2 separate regions of the Homo sapiens genome follow, and region 1 is linked to region 2. The links are chromatin loops, found by intact Hi-C in ENCODE. Cell type or tissue: heart left ventricle. All regions are shown on one strand. Each heading gives the region's core, and the rest is flanking DNA. Links, peaks and the distances in the headings are about the cores only.

The links. A loop is a pair of places that touch in the nucleus more often than their neighbours do. Peaks named below come from ENCODE experiments on the same cell type or tissue, not always from the same donor. Only the 100,000 strongest peaks of a DNase experiment are listed, where the experiment ranks them.
Region 1: a loop joins it to region 2, with 2.5 times the contacts of the local background. A loop is called at or near these places in 13 of 110 quality-filtered maps.

Annotation. Positions count from the first base shown.
Region 1 is chr14:52,931,760-52,943,850 of GRCh38, reverse strand. The region is part of intron 2 of FERMT2 (FERM domain containing kindlin 2); the gene reads left to right. Among named protein-coding and RNA genes, the nearest start is that of FERMT2, 13 kb to the left of the region's middle. In heart left ventricle, for the core only: no CTCF peak of the experiment used is centred there; no DNase peak of the experiment used is centred there.
Region 2 is chr14:52,872,735-52,884,825 of GRCh38, reverse strand. It overlaps FERMT2 (FERM domain containing kindlin 2), which reads left to right. Exons shown (of 15, transcript NM_006832.3): 5 at 3,357-3,582; 6 at 3,688-3,790; 7 at 6,137-6,244; 8 at 9,469-9,603; 9 at 10,600-10,649; 10 at 11,903-12,027. The region is part of intron 1 of LOC105370500 (a long non-coding RNA gene); the gene reads right to left. Among named protein-coding and RNA genes, the nearest start is that of FERMT2, 72 kb to the left of the region's middle. RefSeq lists enhancers at 1-401, 402-927 and a silencer at 11,361-11,655. In heart left ventricle, for the core only: no CTCF peak of the experiment used is centred there; no DNase peak of the experiment used is centred there; H3K27ac peaks cover 2,975 bases.

The sequences.
Region 1 (12,091 bases), core at 2,605-10,604, 59 kb before region 2:
AATTTTACCTGTTATCTTTGGCTCTTAATTTTTAAAAGTTTCAAACATCTAAGTTCAAGAGTAATTGAGTGAACACTGCGTAATCTTCATCTAGACACCAGTTAGTATTTTGCCATTTGAATTTTCTATACACACAAACATACACATGTTGGGGAGCAGTTGGATGAAGTTTCAGACTTACTCATAACCTTTGATTCCTAAATATTTAAATATGTATCACCTAAGAACAAGAAACTTCTCTTGCATAATTACAGTATAGTGATCACATTCAGGAAATTCAACATTGATTCACTTCTGTCATCTAATATGCATCCATTTTCAAAATTTGCCAGTTGTCCCAATAATGGCCTTTGTTTTTTTCCCATCCAGAATCTCATTTCGCATTTAGTTGAAAGGGCCTCTTAATCTCCTTTGATATACAGAACAGCCACCAAGTGTGGAGCTACAGGAGATTATATAATAAATGGCTTATTGACATTACATTAAGATACATGTAAAATGATAGTATCTGTTTGTAAACTTTATGGCCACCCTGTAGAACAGTTCCTCAGCCTTGGTCTTTTAAGACATTGTTTAACCTTTTTAAAATAAGGTTCTTAGTATCAGTGCAAATTTCACTTCAGAGTGATTTTTTTTTCTTTTGAGACAGAGTTTTGCTCTTGTCACCCAGGCTGGAGTGCAGTGGCACGATTTCAGTCCACTGCAACCTCCGCCTCCCAAGTTCAAGTGATTCTCCTGCCTCAGCCTCCCAAGTAGCTGGGATTACAGGCACCCGCCACCACGCTAATTTTTGTATTTTTAATAGAGATGGGATTTCACCATGTTGGCGAGGCTGGTCTTGAACTCCTGACCTTAGGCGATCCGCCCACCTCGGCCTCCCAAGGTGCTGGGATTACAGGCATCAGCCACCACGCCTGGCCAAGAGTGATATTTTTATAGGTTCTTTTTCACATACTTTATTTTTAAAATTTAGTTTACTTCTTAGCTTACTATTAAATAAGCTGTTAATAATAGTTTTAGACATCATTGGATGTAGGTTTCCCATAATGTCAGCTGTTCTCAGACTGTAGTAGGTGCTGATGGAGGCACAGATTATTAAGAAATAACAGGTTGCCTAGTGTGTCAGAAGATCTGGATTCAACTTCTGGCTCTGTCTGCTACTTTACTGGTTAGTATGACCTTTGGACAATGAATCCAACCTGAGTGGGTTTTGACTTCTATAAAATAGAAATTGAAAAAAATTTTCTTGGGGCGGGCGGGGTGGCTCACGCCTGTAATCCTAGCACTTTGGGAGGCCGAGGCAGGTGGCTCACGAGGTCAGGAGATCAAGACCATCCTGGCTAACACGATGAAACCCCGTCTCTACTGAAAATACAAAAAATTAGCTGGGCGTGGTGGTGGGCGCCTGTAGTTGCAGCTACTCGGGAGGCTGAGGCTGGAGAATGGTGTGAACCCAGAAGGGGGAGCTTGCAGTGAGCCGGGATCGCGCCACTGCACTCCAGCCTGGGTGACAGAGCAAGACTCCATCTCAAAAAAAAAAAAAAGAAAAAGAAAAACATTTTCTCACAGGTTTTGGTGAGAATTAAATGAGATAATACATATATATTGATACTACATGTATATATACTTTATATAAACTATTTGTGTTATGCAAATGAGAGTGGATACTTCTCTGTGGCATTGAGTCTCTGAGTATATGAAAGTAGGAAGGAAAAAAAGGAAAAGTAGGTTAAAATATAATCTAGTATATTTAATAAGTTCCAGCTTTACTGGTGGGGAATTGCACTCCTCAAAAAAAGCTTAGTTTAGGATTGCTTTCTGTTCCCACCCTCTAAACAACAAGAAAAAATAGCTGTCATTTTACTTTCCCGCCAACTTCCAAACACACACCTGCCTCTGCAGTGTAAGAGAGCTATTTAAGTACCATTTTAATAAGATTTCTGAAATGCAGGGGACCAATAAGTGGATGATGGTATTCCAGGTATTTGAAAAATCTAAAACCATGAAAGCATCAGTAGTAAATTAATTCTCTACTTAATATATTCTATAAGAGCAGTGTTTTTAGTTCATTTATAGCAAAGGCACATGAAAACATTGGGCCTATTTAGAAACTAATGAAAGTAGTTTCAGAAAAAAGCTAATGTATGCAGTATTCCTATTTAAATAATTATTTTACTGACAAATTAATGCTTATGCCATGGAACATTTAAAATTGGTATATATGCCCAGTGAGAAGTAAACAAATACATCTGAAAGTGTATTTTTAAATAATTCTTTTATTTTGTAATTAAGAAGTGTGACTTCTGCACTTGGGTTTGTGGTTACAAATTCATATTCGTTATAATTCATTCTTTAACAAATTAGTTGCATAATTACTATATAATTGTTTTTCCTGTTAATTTTTTTTCTTAGTGTCAGGCTCATTGAGGTCTGATTGACATATAGTAAAATTTATCCTTCTTAGTATAATATTCTGAGTTTTGACATGTAAAACTACCACAGTCAAGATAGAAAACTTTTACAGTACTCCCAAAAGTTTCCTTTGTAACCGTCTCATCGCCTCAAACCCAGATCCTAAAAACCAGTGATAATTTGCCTTTTCTAGAATGGCCTGCAAATGGAACCATTCAGTTCTAGCTCTTTGAATCTGGTTTCTTTCACTTAGCATAATACATGTTAGCTTCGTTCATGTGTTTGTATCAATAGTTTTTTATCACTGAGTAGTAGTCCATTGAATGGATTATTTCACAGTTTGTCCATTTAGCAATTGAAGGGCATTTGGGTTACTCCCAGTTTTAGGAGATGATGAATAAGGCTGCTGTAAACATCCGTGTGAATGCATATTTTCATTTTTCTGGGGTAACTACCTAGGTGTGGGATTGCTGGGTGGTATAGTAAGTATATGCTTGAAGTTAGAAGAAACTGCCAAACTTTTTCATAGTGGCCACGTCACTTTACTTTCCTGTCAGTATTGTATGAGAGTTCCAGTTGCTGTCAGGTCTACCCTACCCTTGTTACTGTCAGAATTTAGTGTCGTTTGTTTTAATTTTAGCCATTCTAATAAGTAAGTAGTACTATCTCATTGTGATTTTAATTTGCATTTCCATAATGACTAACCTACTGGCTAAGTCAGTTTTTCAATTTCTAGAATCTCAGTATAGATAACACAGAATAAACTATCATTTAAGTTTGTTCCTGTCTCTTTGGAATGTGTAATGTATTAGGATTCTTTGAAAATAGTTCTTCAAATGTGGTAACTCTAAAGTAGAAGATACATAAACAGTATCTGAAGATATCTGAATGTCTTTAAATATATCTACAGCCATACTCTTGTGGATTAAAGGGTCAGTATACAAATCCTGATCTATTTCCCTTCTTTGAGAATATTATGAATAATTAATTGTTCATAGTAACTCACCTAGAGTTACATAGTAAAACATTTTGAAAGTTAATTGAAAATGATGTCTTATGGTATTTTCTCTCAACTTCATTAATGCTGCTTGGAAGTGAATTCGTGTATATGAGAAAAAGAGATAAGCAGTAAATGATTAAAATTTGAGGTTTACGTTTTGATTTCCTTCCATGATTCAGGTTTCAGGTTTCAGACTTAATTATCTGTCATTTAGATACATAAGGACCAGCCAGTGTCAGTGCATCCTTGGGGTGACCTTTCTACACATATCAAGGTTATTGGGCTGATAACCTCCAGCCCAGAGAAGGTGACATCTACTTTAGAATCGGAAGGGAGTCTTTTCTCAGATATTTAACTGTCTTATTTTTACATCATGTTGTAACTAAAAAATACATTAGGTATTTAAAAAATCAATTATAATTTCAAAGCATCAGTGTAATGATGTTTTTGATATCTTTTTCTTAATGGAATACTCAGGGTTATGAATAAAACACCAATAAAGTGCTAGCATTATTGATTGTAGATGAAGTTGTCTACTGGGTAAGTGCTTCCCAGCTTAATGTTCCTTAATGTAGTTCCTGGGTTCAGATCTAAGAATTTTATAACCTTTGAAATTAAAAATAACTTGAAAAAAGCAGATGATTCCTGTATCAATGTTAAAAGTCTTATGCAAGGTGGCAATGATTTCTGTTGCCAAGATGGAATGCCCTTGGTATGGAGCATAGACTGAGAGGCAGCCCACCCACGTCAGAATCCTGACTTGACCATATACTAGCTGTATGACCTTGGGCTGTGTGACCTGTCTGTGCCTCTGGTTCCTCATCTGGAAAATGGGGATAATAACAGTATCTTTGGATTATTATAAGGATTATGTTAGTTAATACACATGAAGTGTTTAGAATAGTTTTTGTAAATGTAGCTATGATGATAATTACAGTTCCAGCTATTTTAGTGTTTGTAGATTTTCTCCCTGTGCTGAGCCAGATAAATACCAGTATTATAAAAGATTGAGAATGTGCCTTTTAAAAGGAAGCCAAATAGTTCTTTGTTTTTTTTTTTTTTTTTGAGACCGTAGTCTCACTCTGTCGCCCAGGCTGGAGTGCAGTGATGTGCTGTCAGCTCACTGCAACCTTCACCTCCCAGGTTCAAGCGATTCTAGTGCCCCAGCCTCCTGAGTAGCTGGGATTACAGGCACGCACCACCATGCCCTGCTATTTGTTGTATTTTTTTTTTTTTTTTTTTTTTTAGTAGAGATGGGATTTCACCATGTTGGCCAGGCTGGTCTTGAATTCCTAACCTCAAGTGATCCACCCACCTCTGCCTCCCAAAATGCTGGGATTACAGACGTGAGCCACCACACCCAGCCAGAAGCCAAATAGGTCTGACATACTCTTTACCATATTAGGAATTGATTTTAAGTTTATTGTGCTACTTTGCATCATTATTAGTAATACTATAAAGAATTAAAGTATGAAGATCATCTAGAAGCAGATTTTATGCTTCCACATATACAAAATTATAGACTCACTATGCTAAGATAGGGAGTGTTTCCATAAATTCAATATTCTGGTTAGACAAATACCTTCTTTAAAAGGTGAATTTTACAGCACTTAGGGAGGCCAAGATGGGCAGATCACTTGAGGCCAGAGTTGGAGACCAGCCCAGCCAACATGGCGAAACCCTGACTCTACTAAAAATACAAAAATTAGCTGGGTGTGGTGGTTCATGCCTATGGTCTCAGTTACTTGGGAGGCTGAGGCAGGAGAATCACTTGAACCTGGGAGGTGGAGGTTGCACTGAGCCGAGATCGCACCACTGTACTCCAGCCTGGTTGACAGAGTGAGACTGTGTCTCAAAAAAAAACTAAGTGAACTTTGTTAGCGACTAAGAACTTACTCTAAGATGTGGCCAACTTATTGGTTACATATGACCTTGGGCAAGTTATTTTAACTTCTGATTATTTAGTCTCACTTAGCTTTAGTTTACTTGTTTTGGGGGCTAATGTATTGACTAAATATGGTATTTAAAGGATTAACAATTCTTGATAATTAGTAGAATGACTATACTAAGAGCTCAATAAAATGTAATCTACAGTTATCCTTCAAATACCATGTAAACTTAAAATATAAATTTCAACTGTGATTTTCAGTATTCTGATTGCTTTGTTTTCATTTTATTTATGTAGTATTTAACCATAAACCCCTTCTTATTTAATCTCTTGCTGAAACCATTTTAAAAGATTTTCTTGCCTTTGTAAATTCTGTTTAGTGGTTGTGAAGTGTCTGAATACATTCCTTGAAGTCACTGACTGGGTTTGAATACCAGCTTCAGTACTTACAAGCTTTGTGACCCTGTGCCACGTTATTTAACATCTTCGCAACTTAGTGTCCTTATAAACAAAATAAGTGTAGTAATCTTACCACTTAGGGTTGTCGTAAGGATTAAATGCAGACACATGTGTAAAGCACTTAGAGCAGTTCTTGGCACATAGTAAGTAGTAGTTAGACTAATAATTGTTTTATTGAGGATCCTTTTGGAGTTTGGGCAGTAAATTTATTGAGGATCCTTAATGAGTTTGGGCAGTAAATTCCTTACAGAACTTAAAATAGCAAAGAAGGCCCTTAGGTGAGATGGGACATTGATGTGTAAACATTCCTGCATAGAGATAATTCTATACATTCATGCTCTATTTTTGGTAGGTTATAGAGGTATAACATGAGACGTGTGGGAATATAAGGTACATGAACTGGACTGTAGTAGCAGCAACAAACATTTACGGAGAGCCAACTATTATATGGTGAGGCATAGTCCCGGCTCTCAATATGAGCAGCTTGCTAGTAACAAAGTGAAACAAGAAAATTACTTTGAGTCAATGATCTGATTGAGAAGTGCCAAATAAGTAGCCCTTGAATACAGGAAGACAGAGGTTTAGAGTCGTGAGTAATAACTGGCCTTATTTAAAGAGAGACAGGGTGGAAAGTTAGGAAGAAAGGCATTCCAGGTTGGGGATTGCAGTGTTCATGGTGTATTATAGACTAGCTTAGAGAAATAGAAGAAAAGCTTATAGAGAAGAAAGACATAGGTAACTGTGAAACGATATTCTGTTATTCCTTAACTTATCCACTTAATATTTATAAATGAGAGCCTATTGGATGCCAGAGACTATACTACAAACTGGGGTGAACAAAATTAACTCATTCCTTAACCCTCACTCTATTTGCAGTCGTAAGGTAAAGACAGTCTTTATTATTATTATCATTATTATTATTATTATTTTAAGACAGAGTCTTGCTTTGTTGCCCAGGTTAGAGTGCAGTGGCACGATCTAAGCTCACTGCAACCTCCACCTCCAGGGTTCAAGCAATTCTCGTGCCTCAGCCTCCTGAGTAGCTGGGATTACAGGCACGCACCACCATGCCTGGCTAATTTTTTTGTATTTTTTTTTTAGTAGAGATGGGGTTTCACCATGTTGGCCAGGCTGGTCTCCAACTCCTGACCTCAGGTGATCCGCCCACCTCAGCCTCCCAGAGTGTTGGGATTACAAGCATGAGCCACTGCTCCCGACCTAAAGACAATCCTTAAATAGTAATTACTATAATGTAGTGAGTATTATGGTAATTGAAATAGTTATAGGATTCTGTACTGGGCAACTGGAACCTAGCATATAGGATAGGATTTGTGGAGGGAGGGAAATGACTTTTAAGCTGAGATCTGAGAGTAGGAATTAGCCAGGCAAAAAATGGGAGGAGATGTGGGTAAGGGATAGGATGACAGAACAACAGGCTGGGAAGAGGATGAGAATTCCCAGCATGGGAAGTGGAGCAAGGGAGTGTGGCCAGTTGAAGAACTGAAAGAAGTCTGGTGATGATGGGGGAGCAATCCTAGGGAACCAGTGGCTTGACGTGAGGCTCAAGAAGAAATAATGCTAAAGTGCTTTCTGAACCAGGTTTAAAAGATTTAGCATTATCCCCAGAGCTGTGAGATGCCCATAAAAGACTTTAAATAGGGGGAGACATCAGATTTTTACACATTGGAAATTCATCAGTTTCATATAAAATAACTTGCAGATAAGGTGTAAGCAATGATAATCCTCTTGGATTTCAAGAAATAATTTTTCCAGTATACATTGAAGTTTTATATTAGAATTTGTTAATATTTTCTGAGATAAGCTTACAACATAAAAGCCAATTAAATATTCTTACTAAATTGCTTTTCTTTTGAACTTTAGAATAGCTAGTGTCATTGATCACATTTAAAACACAAACACAACTAATACTTCTCTAAGTCCAATACTAACTGGTGAATTTTGTCCTGATGTTACTCTCTTAGAATTTGTCAGACCTTTTCATTGCATGGACTCCGAGCCCTGTCTTCTAGGAATGAAGCCAGGTTGAACCAAATTAGCAATAAGCCAGCCTTCAGGATTGGATAGAAAGTTACCCACCCTCTGGAAATTAATAATTGGCATACTTTCTGTTTATGCATTCTGTAACTGCTTGCATGGCTTATGTGATCTGAAAAAAACTTCTTAACTGCTTTGAGTTAGTATGTCTTATAGTATCGGATAATAGATTGAAATTGATAGACATTATCTCAGATTCGTAACTTCAAAAGGCTATTTGTAAACTTAGTTGATCTCTTTATTTTGAAGAGTGAATTCCCCAGTTTTCAACTAGCTATGTAGAAGAAATTGCAATTTGTCACTTTTCGTTAGAGGTTTAGTTTCTGTCTTAGTCTGCTTGGGCTGCCATAACAAATAACATATCCTGGGTGGCTTAAACAGTAAGCACTTATTTCTCACAGTTCTGGAGGCTGCCAGATCTAAGATCAGGATGTCAGCATGGTTGGTTTCCAGTGAGGACCCTATTCCTGGTTTCCTCACATGGAGGAGGGAAAGAAGGAGAGATAGGAAACCAGCTGTCTTCTGTCTCTTCTTCTAAGGATACCAGTTCCACCAGAAGCACTCCACCTCCATGACTTGATTTACCTCCCCAAGGCCCCATCTTCAGATACCATCATATTGGGGATTAGGATTTCAACATATGAATTTGGGGGGACACAAACATTTAGTCCATAGCAGTTTCCCATAATTTGACACTGCCTCAGTTAGCCATTGGAGCCTTAATGTAAAATAATTTCCTTAACCTAAAATGGAATGGGGTACCTTAATTGAAATATGTTTGCAGTTTGAATGATATGTAAACTTTGAAGTTTACAGCTTCTGCTAGCAGATTAAAAACTTTTTTTTTAATATGACATCAGACATTTTTGAAAACAGCACTTTGGACGTTGCAATTTGCACGTTTACTTATTAAATAACACTAATTGTCTAACAACATGGCTCACATTTTAGTTGCCACCATACTTTATCTTTTAACTTTATACATTAACTAAGATGTAACTGCATAAAGTACAAAACTTGCTGGCTAACTCTTCAGTCCACAAAGCACTATGTAAATAACAGAAGCTCATCACAGTCAGTGACAAGTCATGTCACTTATTTCAAAGTCTATCTGTGATTGGCCACTGTGCATACAGTTCACACACAGAAGTGTTAGTGTTGCCTCTCTGTCCCCCATGAGAAACTCATGATGTTTTAAAAAAATGGATAATTGAAAGAGTTGACCAACAGAGATAAAACTGCAATGAATTAACAAAAAGTGTTCATGAAATACTAGAAGTGATAGTTGAATCAAATATAAATGGAGTTAAAGAAGAAATAGCTCACCATGGAAATGTGGATGCTTTCACCATTTGAAAGACTATAGATATACAGCCAAAGGAATTTAGTGAAGGTAAACTTACATACATGATACAAGTGGTATGACAAAAAGGATGAAGATGTCCCAGAGGAAGTGACACTAGCAAAAACTTTGCATACTGAAGGAGCTGTCAGAGATATTTCATGATACTGAAAGAGCAAAGGACAAAATGTTTTAAGTTGATCCAGACTTAGGAAGGAGTGTGACAGCTTGCCAAGGCATAAAAGATACTTGCTCCACATCATAAATTATATGATTAGAAGACAAGCACTATTTAAGCTATTCTTGTTAAGTTTTCACAAAGAAAAGTAACACTTCTCAATGTTTTTAATGTTTTAATTACAGTACACTAAATAAACACTAGTTTTGCTATTTTTTCCATTTCCATATGTACATTTATAATCAACAGTAAGAGTTTTTAATGTTTTTAACATGAACTTTTATCTTGGAATAATTATAATTTTTCAATTGATTATTAAGATTGCTTTACATGCTGCCTGTATATTACAAATATTTGTATATTACAAGTAGTAGTTTATAAATATTTATTAGTTCTGGTCTCTGCTTTTGAGACACAGGATAAAGACTTAATCTAGTGGGGAAATTAGTTACATAAATGAATTATATCATTCAAAGTGCTAAGGTATACTTTGCTGCTTTGACAGGTGGGTCAGTGAAGATTCAGAGGTGGTAATATTTGAGCTGGTACTGGTGCATGATTTTGCCAGTTTGATAAAGGGGGAAAGGAAAAGGTGCCTATCAAGGAGATCTGAAACACCAGCTTGTTCCACAAACTAGGCCAGAACAAAAGCTGCATCTGGGTGTGGTAAGAGCTACTAGAAAAAGGCAATGTGGGGCACAGATTTGTGGAACCTGTTAACGGATTATAAGATACTTCAGTAACAGACTCGGAAAGTTTTGGGGTTTTTTTCTTTTCCCTTTTTTTTTTTTTTTTTTTTTTTTTTTGAGACGGAGTTTTGCTCTTGTTGCCCAGGCTGGAGTGCAATGGCGTGATCTCGGCTCACCACAACCTCCACCTCCAGTGTTCAAGCAATTCTCCTGCTTCAGCCTCCCAAGTAGCTGGGATTACAGGCATGTGCCACCATGCCCGGCTAATTTTGTATTTTTAGTAGAGACGAGGTTTCTCCATGTTGGTCAGGCTGGTCTCGAACTCCCGACCTTAGGTGATTCCCCCCCACCTCAGCCTCCCAAAGTGCTGGGATTACAAGCGTGAGCCACCGTGCCTGGCCCAGACTTGGAAAGTTTTTAAGTGGACAAATAAACTGATCAAGTTTGCATTTTAAGAGACAACTCTGGATAGTGTTGTAAAAAATGGTGTTATAGTAATTCAGGGTAGAGATGTTGGGGACCTGAACTAAGGCAATGTAAAAGGAAAGGAAGGAACAAATTAACAGCTGCTTAAGGGATAGACTCCGTAATACTTGGATGGAAAGAAAAGCTGAGGGAGAGGAAAAAGTAAAATATAACTTGTAGAGATACATATTATCTAATTTCAAAGATATAAGGATTAGATTACTATAATGACTGTTCTGTGATCTTGGTGTAGGCCTTTCCTTACTTTGCTGGATGGGGTGGGGGCAGAAGTATAGGGAGGAAATATTTGTATGCTTCATCGCCAGTGTTTTTTTTTGTTCATTTCTTTGTTGTTTTACATTTTGTTGATTAATAATAACGCTATATGAGAGAATAAGATTCAGCAGAGTTCAAAAGTATATGTTGGGTATTCTTTTCCTGTTTTTCATGGTTGTGGAAACTCATATTATAAAAACTTCAGTTAGGTCCTGGATGATAGTGTTGTAGATTGCACTGTTGAGAATTCTTTTCCTCTAGAATACAGAGTAGTTCTAGAAGGGAGGGTTGTCCCTCTAGAAATAGATTAAGAGTAATTTAGGAATTCACTTCTGGTCTTTCTAGAATAATCTAATTACCAATGAACAGTCTTAAGGAAGAGAGGAATGACTCAGAAGTTATTCCAATTATTTTTGGACAGTAGAAGTCTTAATTTCTAGTATAAAACCAAAAGTGAGTACATTATTGTTATTATTTTTCTTAATTGCTTCTTTGCATTCATAGCCATTTGTGTTCTTTGGTTGTTTCAAAGTCTGTTTAATTTTGCATATTAGTATATGCATTCTTCAAGTAGTTATATGGCTGCTAACCATAACCTCTTTGAGTTTGTCTGTGGTTGCCATTATTAAATCAGAGAAAGACATGCATAATAAAAATATTCCTTTATTTAATAATCTCTTTGCCTCCTTGTGGATGTTCTATCTTCTTTCTCCTAAATACCTATTTCCTTAAGAGATGTGCAGGATAATCATCAGGATTTTACTGTGAAATGTAAATGAGTCCTAACATTAGTCTTTTGGCCTCATATTCAACATACCCAGACTTGCTTCTCTTCTGCGTAACTTTATCTTGGCTAATGGCATGTAATTTAAGAGTGCCACCTCTGAAATCACACTCATCTAGAGTCAAATCCTAATTCCTACATATGCTAACTTTATGAACTTTAGCCAAGTTATGTAACTTCTCTGTCCTTTGGCTCCACCCCCCGTTTTCTCATCTATAAAACAAAGAGATTATAATAGTATTTACCTTTTAACATTTTTTTCTTTTTCTTTTTTGAGACGGAGTCTCGCTCTGTCGCCTAGGCTGGAGTGCAGTGGCACGATCTGGGCTCACTGCAACCTCTGCCTCCCAGGTTCAGGTGATTCTCCTGCCTTAGCCCCCCGAGTAGCTGGGACTACAGGCGTGTGCTACCACACCCAGCTAATTTTTTGTATTTTTAGTAGAGACAGGGTTTCACCATGTTAGCCAGAATGGTCTCTATCTCCTGACCTGGTGATCCGCCTGTTTCATCCTCCCGGAGTTGCTGGGATTACAGGCGTGAGCC
Region 2 (12,091 bases), core at 2,807-10,806:
TTTCACCATGTTGGCCAGGCTGGTCTTGAACTCCTGACCTCAGGTGATCTGCCTGCCTCGGCCTCCCAAAGTGCTGGGATTACAGGCATGAGCCACCTTACAGTAACAGAATTTTAAAAAATAGGTGCACACCAATTGGGAATGGCTTACGTAAGTTATAGTACATGGAGGCAGTGTGTAGCCCTACAGCCAGACTGGCTGGGGTTTTTTTGTTTGTTGTTTTTGAGACGGAGTTTCGCTCTTGTCACCCAGGCTGGAGTGCAATGGTGCAGTCTCTCACTGCAAACTCCGCCTCCCGGGTTCAAGTGATTCTCCTGCCTCAGCCTCCCAAGTAGCTGGGATTACAGGCAGGCTGCCACCATGCCTGGCTAATTTTTTGTATTTTTAGTAGAGGCGGGGTTTCACCATGTTGGCCAGGCTGGTCTCGAACTCCTGACCTCAGGCAGTCTGCCCACCTTGGCTTCCCAAAGTGCTGGGATTACAGGCTTGAGCCACCGCGCCTGCCCAGACTGGCCGATTTATAGCTTGGCTGCAGCTTACTTGCTCTTGACCTTGGACAAGTTATTTAACCTTGCTTTGCCTCAGTTTGCTCCTCTGAAGTGAGAATAATAGAGTTGTTGTGAACGCTAAGTGAGTTTATTATCACATAGTGCCTACAGAACAAATAAGAACAACGAAGTGATTAAGTATGAATTGAAGAAGATACAAACTATAGGAAGTTGAAACGCAGATTTGGGTGGGTGGCTGATTCTATTAAATGTGTGATTGTATTTGTTCATTCTTGAATTGCTATAAGGAAATACCTGAGACTTGGTAACTTAGGAGAAAAGAGGTTTAATTGGCTCACAGTTCTGCAGGCTGTCCAGGAAGCATGGTGGCATCAGCTCCTGGGGAGGCCTCAGGAAACTTACAATTACAGCGGAAGGCGGAGGAGGAGCCAGCACTTCACGTGGCTGGAACAGGAGGTAGGGGTGGGAGTGGGGAGGTGCCACACACTTTAAACAACCAGATCTCATGAGAAGTCACTGACTATACAGTACCAAGCGGGGATGGTGCAAAACCATTATGAGAACTCCACCCCTGTGATTCAGTCACCTCCCACCAGGCCCCTCCTCCAACATTGGGGATTACAATTAGACATGCGATTTGGGCAGGGACACTGATCCAAACCATATCAGTGATTTAGGGGGAGTATCTTTTCTATATTAGAAACTTTATAAAGCAAATTGTCCATTCTAACTTGACTCAGTTTTGGATAGAAATTATAATCTCACCAGGTGCACATTTTCAGTATACTGACATTCTTCGTAACAGATTTATTTAATAGATCTTTGAAAGAAACAAGACTTTGCCTAGAAGTTAATGTTTTTTCACACTTTATCTACATGCACACTCTGTAGCAGAAATACCCTTTGCCCAACTGAGTTGGAGTAATGTGTTCAGCACATTTAATAAGTGTGGGGTGCCCAATTAGTCCTTTCAAAAGGTGTCACACAATTTTAAGTTTGAAAAATACCTGTCTAGTTTAAGGATCTAGCTTTTAAAGCCCCAGGACTAACGATCCCAGTATTCTTTAAATGCTGATAAAGAGTTCACAACTTTGCTTTGTGTTTTAGGATTAACAGTGTTCGGATTTTAGAGGGTTTTTTGTTTGTTTGTTTGTTTGTTTGTTTGAGATAGAGTCTTGCTTTGTTGCCTAGACTGGAGTGCATTGATGCAATCTTGGCTCACTGCAGCCTTCGCCTCCCGAATAGCGTGCACCACCACTCCTGGCAAATTTTTGTGTTTTTAGTAGAGACAGGGTTTCTCCATGTTGGCCAGGCTGATCTCGAATTCCTGACCTCAAGTGATTCAACCGCCTCAGCCTCCCAAAGTGCTGAGATTACAGGAGTGAGCCACCACACCTGGCCTAGATTTTACAGGTTTTTTTTAGTACTAACATTGGAAGAACACATGTCAGGGACATAAAATCAAATATCCTGTGTCCAGCAAGAGATTACATATTTTCAGTAAAAACTTTTTTTTTTTAACTTTGCTTCCTAGACTAGGTCATGACAGCTACAAAAATCTCTAGCATTAGCACCACTTTTTCACAGGCAGTGTTTCTATCATTGCATGGGGAGAAGAGTTAAAAATAGTAGGAAAGGAGATGGATTTCTAAGCTTAACCCTAAATTTAGGGAATGGAAAAGCCATTTTCTTTACATTAACAGTGTTATGCCCATTGCACATTTTCTTTTGAAAAATTATGACAACAGGACAAAATATAATTTAACAGAGCTAGGACTTGGGGGAGCTGCTTGTCCTTAATGTCATTCTGAACATTTTTAGATGCCTTAAATTCATCTCCTTAATTTTTGTAGTTTAAATAAAGGAGCACATACCATCTGTTGACTAATGTAACAAATTGTTATTTACGTAACCTCTACTATATGTCTAGCCCTAATACTAAGAAATCAGAAGATAAATAAGGCAATATCCCTTCCTTTTGAGATTTGACTATTAAATATATCTCTGTTTAGACTCTTTCTAGGGCAGACTTTTATCTCCCCTTTTACATTAATACTTTATTTGTTGTACCCCAGAACTTAAAAATTAAAAAAAACTTTATTTGTAAAATTGTTGAAACCTGTTTATTCACTGAGAAGACTTTACTATAAAATTATTCTTAATCTATATGAATTCAGTTCTATTGTGTTACCTTCAAATTGTATGGATTTCAAATGGTGGTAAAAGTTGTAGACATATTTGTCACTATATACTTGACTACAGCACAACTTCATTCTTTTAAATTGAACAAAAAAAACCGTTTTACTTAGGTTGTAGCTTCTAAGGTTCTTTACTCTGAAATCCACTTGAAATGTGTACTTCAGTTTATGATTCACAATTAGGGAAAATCTGTTTTTTCTTTTTCTCATTTTCTTTTCATTCTTTTGTTTCTGTCCTCTGTTGTGGCCTTTCCTTTACCTTCTGAATTCCTTTCTTTCCTTTCCTATAGGCACTGATGTTCTTTACATTGGCCCTCTGAAAGGTGAGCCTTGCCACAATTTAAAGACAAAAAGTGTTGGTCTGTCTGCTTCAGCTATATCCTTATTTTCTAATTCTCTTGAACTGATTTTTTTTCCCCAGAATTTCTGCCAACTTAATTATATTCTTAAGGCTTTATTACGTGTTTTAATGTTATACAAGGAGAATTAATTACACATGTTTTCATAACAGGTAAAATAATATACTAAGCTTTCCTTTCAGAATAAAACTTTTGTTTCACAATGTGCTTTATATCATAATATGTGTTATTATTGAAAAATAAGATGCTGTACTGCATACTTACTACCTGTTTTTCATGTTACTTATTAGGAAGTATATATTCAAGCCCAGGACTGTATAGTAAAACAATGACCCCCACTTATGATGCTCATGATGGAAGCCCCTTGTCACCAACTTCTGCTTGGTTTGGTGACAGTGCTTTGTCAGAAGGCAATCCTGGTATACTTGCTGTCAGTCAACCAATCACGTCACCAGAAATCTTGGCAAAAATGTTCAAGCCTCAAGCTCTTCTTGATAAAGCAAAAATCAACCAAGGGTAAGTTTTAAGATATAGATAAAATTGAATTTCTTCATCCAGCTAGAGGTAGAAATATTGTCTTCATTCTGTGTTGTTTTGTTCCACTGTTCTTAATTTGTCCAGATGGCTTGATTCCTCAAGATCTCTCATGGAACAAGATGTGAAGGAAAATGAGGCCTTGCTGCTCCGATTCAAGTATTACAGCTTTTTTGATTTGAATCCAAAGGTACCGAGGGTTTAAAGGGATCTTTTTTTTTTCCCCATTAATTTGTTTTGTTCACATGGATGTTTGTTTTTGGAAGTCGGTGGAATAAGGAATTATTTGTATATAGGAAATCTTGAATAATTATTAAAAACCCAAACTTTTAGGCAAAGGTATTTGTATTTTAAATAAGTCTATTTTAGTAGGTTGGAAGCATAACTAAACCTTTTTATTGTTGTTATTAAGATAATGAAACTTTTGGCTGATTTGGTTTTATCTTTTTTTTAATCTCTAAGCTCTTAGAGTGTCATGATTTGTATTTTAAAGGTACTCTTTTGGTACTATAGAACTGGCAAAGTTTAGGCCGGGTGCAGTGGCTCAACGCCTGTAATCTCAGCACTTTGAGAACCCAAGGTGGGCGGATCACATGGTCAGGAATTCAAGACCAGCCTGGCCAACATGGTGAAACCCCGTCTCTACTAAAAATACAAAAACTAGCCACGCATGGTGGCACACGCTGGTAATGCCAGCTACTTGGAAGGCTGAGGCAGGAGAATCACTTGAACCTGGAAGACGGAGCTTGCAGTGAGCCGAGATCATGCCACTGCATTCCGGCCTGGGCAACAGGGCAAGACTCCATCTCAAACAAACAAAAAAAAGAATTGGCAAAGTTCATTTTTAAAATATAAGACCTCTCTTCAACTATATTTAAATAAAAGTTTCAAAAAGGTTACCTTTTCAATTACTTTTAGATTACTAATTACGTGCCAAAAGATGTTGCTTCAAAAAAACGTTTTTTTCTTGAGACAGGGTCTCACTCTGTCCTCCAGGCTGGAATGCAGTGGTATGATCATGGCTCACTGTAACCTCAAAGTCCTGGACTCAAGCCATTCTCCCACGTCGCCTCCCAAGTAGCTGGGACTACAGGCTCACCCAGCCACACCTGGCTTTCTTATTTTCTGTAGAGACAGAGTCTCACTATTTCACCCAAGCTGGTCTCAAAACTCCTGGGCTGAAGCCATCCTCCTGCCTCAGCCTCCCAAAGTGCTGGGATTACCGGCCTGAGCCACCATGCTCAGCCAAATTTTTCTTAGGTCTACATTTTTTTCCTCTGTAACAGACAAACACTGTTACTTGTCTTTACTATGATTGGTATTATCTCTGCTACCATAGTACTTCACTTTTCTGGTAAGATTTAACTTTACCATAAATATCTGGAGCTTTTTTCCCCCGTAGAAAACACTTGGCACAGAGGTTTGAATCTTTTACTTCTCTTTCAGCCTGGGGAAAGAAACCTCTCTTGGCTACCCTCTCATCCTTTTCATGTTTAGAGTATAGTCTAGATTTTAATGTTATGTTTACATTCTTTTATTATATGCTTAAGTAATTCTTTATACAACAGTAAAATCTCTATAATAAAATTATAGAAAATAATTTTAATTCATTTTCAGGCCACATCATACCTACTTTTAGTAAAGCCAAAGCTACTTTGGGAATAGTTACATTTGTGAGGGGAATGGAGATGTATTTTGTCAACGTTCTAAAATACATGTTGAGCATTCCTAATTTGAAAATGTAGAATGCTCCAAAAGCTAAGACTTTTGAGGGCTGACATGATGCTGAAAGGATATGCTCATTTTGGATTTTTATGTTAGGGACACTCAACTGGTATAATGGAATATTCCATCATCTATAAAAATTCTAAATTCAACACAGAAGGTCTCAAGCATTCTGGATAAGGGATACTCAATCTGCAGTATTCTTAAGGCATTACTATTGACTTTTATTTATATAATTAAATGGATAATTGAATAACATATAAGTAAACATTTTCCACAAGTATATTTGCCCTGTATTTTGCATACTTAAAATAACTGCCGTTTCCAAGGACTTGCCACTTTATCTGGGTATGCTTCTCCACAGTGAACAAAATGTTCCCCAGAATAATTTGCTTTCTGATTACATGTTTGTATGGCAAGTTGCAGTAATAACACTGAAAAATAATCGGTAGTTCCGCCTTACTTTAATGTCATCAAATTAGATTTCTTATGTTAAAGGCTATAATGTCTAGTGGTTATTTCCCTGAAAAATAACATACAGAATCTACTTTTTAATACTGTACAATCAATTATTCTCTGTCATATTTTAATGTCATTTTTAATGGAAAATTAGATGTGGGCATATATAGGCATGTCTGACCCCATAGGTATCCTTCTAATAATACTTGATTGTAAATAAAAATTCTTGCTTGTAAATTAAGATCCCAGGAAAAAAAGCATTAAATTTTTCTTGTCAATTGAATATTCAGAGTTTGAAATTTTTCAATGGTAAAGGTTATATATTACAAAAGAACTATTTCTCTTGTTGCAGTATGATGCAATCAGAATCAATCAGCTTTACGAGCAGGCCAAATGGGCCATTCTCCTGGAAGAGATTGAATGCACAGAAGAAGAAATGATGATGTTTGCAGCCCTGCAGGTAGTTGAAAGGTCTAGTAAATGGGACTTATTCCGGTAAAGGGTAGGGAGGTATTTTTAAACAGTAAAGTGGAATAGTAATTCCAGTAACATTTCACGAGACAGAATTTTTGCCATGAAGAAAGTGAGTAGACACTTAGGAAAGCAAAACAAATACATTTTAGTTTGATTTTTTATCTTTTCCAAGAGTTCAGTGGTATACTTAAGTACTTTTCTCTATTTTGTAGGAAAAAAATTATCCTATTTTGTAGGAAAAAAATTATCCTCTCACCCCCAAATATAAATCTGCTCAAAGCTCCTCAGTTTTTCCTTGGAAAGAAAATATTTATTAAAAATCAGATTTCTGAAATCTAATCTGAAGCTTACCTGTATAATTTCATAAATAGCCAGGGATGATACAACACACTATAAAATGGGCTGTAGCAAAGCGATGCTTTTAGGTGATAAGATTTAGAGAGACTAGTGGAACCAAACCTTTTTCTACAATGATAATCCTTAAGTAGATAGCTAACATTGTCCTTAGATTAAACCAGTTTTTTCATATGTGGTTCTTACATACCACCTCCTTCAGAATTATAGGGGAGCTTATTTAAAAATTAATTATCCACTTCATGAATAACTTTAAGGTGGCATCCACACATCCACATTCTTACAGATACTGAGGTCTGATGACCAAATTAATTCATCTTTCTTAAATTTCAGATACCCGAGTAATGCTTTGGCAAGTATTCCCAGTTATGACGGGATTCTAGGTTCAGCCTAAAGTCCTGATGAAGTTGGTGTTCTATAAATAACAGAAGTACAGGAAGCAGAGTTGACATTCAGTTGAAGAACTTTTCACTGTAGAAGGGATTTTGTTTTTCCTTAGAACACAAACAAAAATGCTCTCAGTCTTCCAAATGCCTCCTTTATGCATCCAGAAAAGTTTTCAGTTGTGACCCAAAAAGTTGACATTAGAAAGCAAGAATGGGGAGTGAGGTTAGCAAAAAAAAAAAAAAAAAAAAAAAAGCAAGAACAGCTAATTTTCACCTTAGTTTTACATAATGAAAGGAGTGGCAAAGAAGCATAGACAAGGAAAATAAATCCCAGGTGACAGATGGATTAATCAGTTATTTTCTAGGAACTTGATTAATGAGCCAGTTAGGATCCCGTATTGTGTTTCCAGATAATTCTGACTCTCTGGTGAATTTCTTGAATTAAATTCTGGAGCAGTTTGTTGGGAGTCCCCTCACGTGGTTATGGCTTTCTTCCTGCATCCTCCTCACTTTGATACAGGCTTATGATTTTCTAGTGGAGGTTTTGCCAATGATAGAATAATAATACCTGTAAAATATGTGTGAAAGACCACAGATTTTATACTGTTGCTTTATTTTTGTATTAAAAAATAGTACATGTTTATGGTTATTGTTTTTAAAACCAACAGATGCCTATTATATGCCTGGCACATAGTAGGTGCTCAAAACGTGTTTGTAAAATGAGAGTACACACAGTTGTGTTCTCACAGGAATGGCATGATTCTGCAGCCCACCTCCCCGAGTGTATCTTGGGCATTCCATATCACTACAGAAGGAACACCTCAGAGACCACAGGTTTTAATTCATGGAAATGGAATGGTCTCAAACCATAGCCCTCCAAGACCATTTTAGAATCTAGATATAATGAGAGTATTTTGACATACAGATTTGAGTTGTTGGAGGCTTTCTCAGAGACTGACCCTAAGGTTGTAGGAAGCCAACTAGTACCAGAATAAGGAAACTGTGAAAGTATGGTGAGGAGGAGATGCCTAGAATTTTTTCTTTCAGAGAGAACCTATACTCCGAAGTATACTCTCCTTGGGACATCTGGATCCTTGTGTAAAGTAAATTTACAATAGTAAAAAGAAGCAGAATAATACAAAACAAGAAGGTGGGGATAAAAAGTAAAGTAGATGAATTAGTAACATTGTTTTTAAAGCATTTAAGTCAGAGTATGTATTAAGAAATTTAAGATATCCCTTGCACTTTTGAAAGCAAAGCTGGATTTTTTAAGTCCCATTCACAGCCAGGATTTCTCCGGTATGACTCATAAAGACATTTTGCATCAGAATTACCCAGAGCAGTGAGTAAAAATGCAGATTCCAGGCTGGACCCCAGACTTCCTGAATCAGGATCTCTGGAGTAAACCTAAGGATCTGTATTTTTGACCAATTCTTCACCAGACTCTTAATATACTCTGACATTTGGGACCTGAGGGCCTCAACCTCTACCTCATTTCCCATAATTTATGAACATTGACATTTCTACAATTGTAAGATCTCATTTCAGCACAATTGAAGTAGTCAGAGACTATTCATTACCAATCAATCACTAAATCTTAAAACACAGAACATTGGTAAGTGGCCTCAGATTAGTTCACTAAATGTTCCCATGAAATGAATGTATTAAATGAATACTTTAGACATTTGGAGTGCCACTTGTTGCTTTGAAAGGTAATTGATTAAGATTTAAAGGTTCTGCTGACCTTTGTAGAAAACCTAAGGCTTAACATAATATTTGTTCTAAGTCACTTACTGAAGTATATTTAAAATCAGTAACTATTCTGTATCCAAAAATTTTCCTGTCTACATATGAGTAGTCATCACTACTCACTACTCTCTCTCTGCCCCCACCCCACCCACGTATATGTGGGTGTCCATGTGCGTACTCACGTACAAACATTCTTAGATATGAGAATACAGAACATGAAGCAAGGATGGGGAAAAAGTGGAGTTTTAGCTTTCGACATAATAATGATGACTTTCTCCTGGGTAATAGGAGCAGTGTACAGCATTCAGTGTTCATCAGTTTCTACAAAAGACCTTATGCATATTCTGTATGTTCATTCAATATTTCTTGATAACAGGCCCTGTTATAGACACAGGGCAGATTACAATGAAAAAAAAAAAAGTCAAAAATCTCTGTTAATGTGAAGTACAGTTGAGGACCAGTTAACTCTCTTAAGTCTTAGAGCCCGCAAATGATGAATTCATTGGTATGTGTCCAAAGACCCTACTTCTTTTGGATAAGTATTTATTAGCAGGTTTAGGATATTGATTTCAGGTATTTATTTCCTATCGTTCTAGTTCCTAGACGCTTCTGTCTTTTCAAATTAGGTCCTGAAAAGCATTAAATATAGATTCAGATAGTAATTTCATTTTAGAGTTTTACAGTTATAGCAATTATTTTAATAAAATAATTCTGGTTTCAGTATCATATCAATAAGCTGTCAATCATGACATCAGAGAATCATTTGAACAACAGTGACAAAGAAGTTGATGAAGTTGATGCTGCCCTTTCAGACCTGGAGATTACTCTGGAAGGGGGTAAAACGTCAACAATTTTGGTAGGGTGAATCTTTTTTTTTACCTACTAATTTAGCTTGAATTGATGCATTCCATTTTGTGGATTTAGGTTCAAAGTATTTGGGGGTGGTGGAGAGAAATATTTAATGCTTTAGAGAGAGAAATCAGATGTTAATTTTTCAGGAACTTTGAGCAAAGTGGTTTATTTTGAGACAGGGTCTCGTTCTGTTGCCCAGGCTGGAGTGCAGTGGCACACGTCATAGGTCACTGCATTCTCAAACTCCAGGGCTCAAGCCATTTCCTACCTCAGCCTCCTGAGTAGCTGAGACTACAACCATGCACCACCACACCTGGCTAATTTTTTATTTTTTTAAGAGATGGGGTCTCACTGTGTTGTCTAGTCTGATCTCAAACTCCTGGCCTTAAGCAGTGCTCCCGCCACCACTGGGAAGTTTGTTTTTAAAGTAATAATGTATTAGTCTCTAGTGCATTCAATACAGTAAGAATAGATCTAATACTCTAATACTCTGCAAATTCTTTTACAAGTGGTGGGAAGACATTTCTGCAGAGGAAAATAATCTCAAGTCATGGTAAAAATCCACTTAGTGATGTGCACATTTGAAATACTACAAAAAGAAGAAAATAGATCTCGGGAAAATTGTGAAACACTGGGTTTGGTTTTTAAGTATAGGGATTAGTTACTGCTGAAGAAACACTTCAGGCCTTTTACAATGTACAGATTTATATGCACCTACAAACAGTTTCAGCACTATTAAAGATAGCATATTCTCATGGGTTGTATAAATTGCCATTTTGATGAAAATTTTGTTAACCTTTTATGCTATTTGAAAATGCCTTTGTACCAAGAAGAATATGGTCCACAAGACTATGTAATGTGATTTTGTTGTTTAAATCTTTATCATTGTATTTTATGTCATTCTGTTTATTAAGTAAGCTAGTTCTTGATATCAGATACCAAACATTAGAAAGAATTTCAAATATTAAAAAAATTAAAAAAGGATTTAACTCTCTCCTAGGGTGACATTACTTCCATTCCTGAACTTGCTGACTACATTAAAGTTTTCAAGTAAGTACAAAAAGGAGGGATGCCAAATATTAATAACTGTCAGCTTTATAGTCATGGTCACATTATTGAAACTAACTGTTAAGTTTGACTAACAAACGCATCTACTGTAAAAGGATTTACCAGTTAGGTGAACACCAAATTACCACGAGAGAAAATAACCACTTTTACAAAATTAAAATCACAATGCTCATTCTTTTATCAGATTTTTCTTTAAAAAAAAAAAAAAAAGATTGTGAAACCTAGATTGCATCATACAGATGCTGAAACATAGTAATACAGTGGCACAGCCCCTCCGGGCCTCAGTTGGAAGCAGTACATAATGAACTGTGTCACTGCCAGCGATTATTTCCTCGTTCAGAGCGCAAGATTCTATTGAACTCTGTTCATTTGTTCATGGAACATTTTATGTAAAGTTCTAGTATATCTGATCAAGATTTTTAACACTCTATCCAGCTATATTCCACAGAATCAAGAGAGCTCGGCATTAAGGCAGAGAGGAGAAAAAGGAAAAGGAGGTGATGTGGAAAGTACTATTTTCTACTATATAAGATACAAAACTACTCTAGAATAAACCATTTACCATAGCTGAACATACAGCAGTTCAAAATATGGAACTTCTGAGATAAGGGCATGATTTCAGATCCACTACCCTACCCTTTCTCCTTCCCCCTTGACCCACCTTTCTCATCTACCTGCACCTTTCCTTACACATCCTCATGACTGCTCTGTCATCTTCCTTCTGTGTTTGATATTGGAGTGGCAAGTTAATGTCACCATTGGAATTTACCCCGGAGAAAGAAGCACATCCCCCACTTTCAGTCCTGCCAGGTAAATTTGCATCTTTATAGAGGCTCCAAGGCAATCCTGCAGACACCCATAAACCTGCAGGTAATTACAGGATCTAGGAATTTTCCAATTACTGACATTTACTTCACCTTTCTTTTCCTACCCTTCCCATGTGACCTGCTAGTTAGTGATAGATGTGATGGCTACAGCTGCAGAATACTGGAACACAGGCCCTACTGCCTTTCTCCTCGGAACGCTGTTTGTGGGATCTTCTAGAGTAGATTGAGAAGGGAGGCTCGCATCCAGTAACAGTAGCACTGACTAATAAGACGCTGACCAAGGGGGATCAATTTCAGCACGTGTAAAACTTGACCCCAGACTTAAATTAATATTGTGAAACTTTGCTAATACAGCGTTAATAAAGTTACTTCCAAGTGATTTTGTTGTTAATTCTCTTTGATACATAGGCCAAAAAAGCTGACTCTGAAAGGTTACAAACAATATTGGTGCACCTTCAAAGACACATCCATTTCTTGTTATAAGAGCAAAGAAGAATCCAGTGGCACACCAGCTCATCAGATGAACCTCAGGGGTAAGGAGAGCCTGGCACGGCTGTTGTTGATGGTGGCATCCCCATTGGCCTAATAGTCAATGAG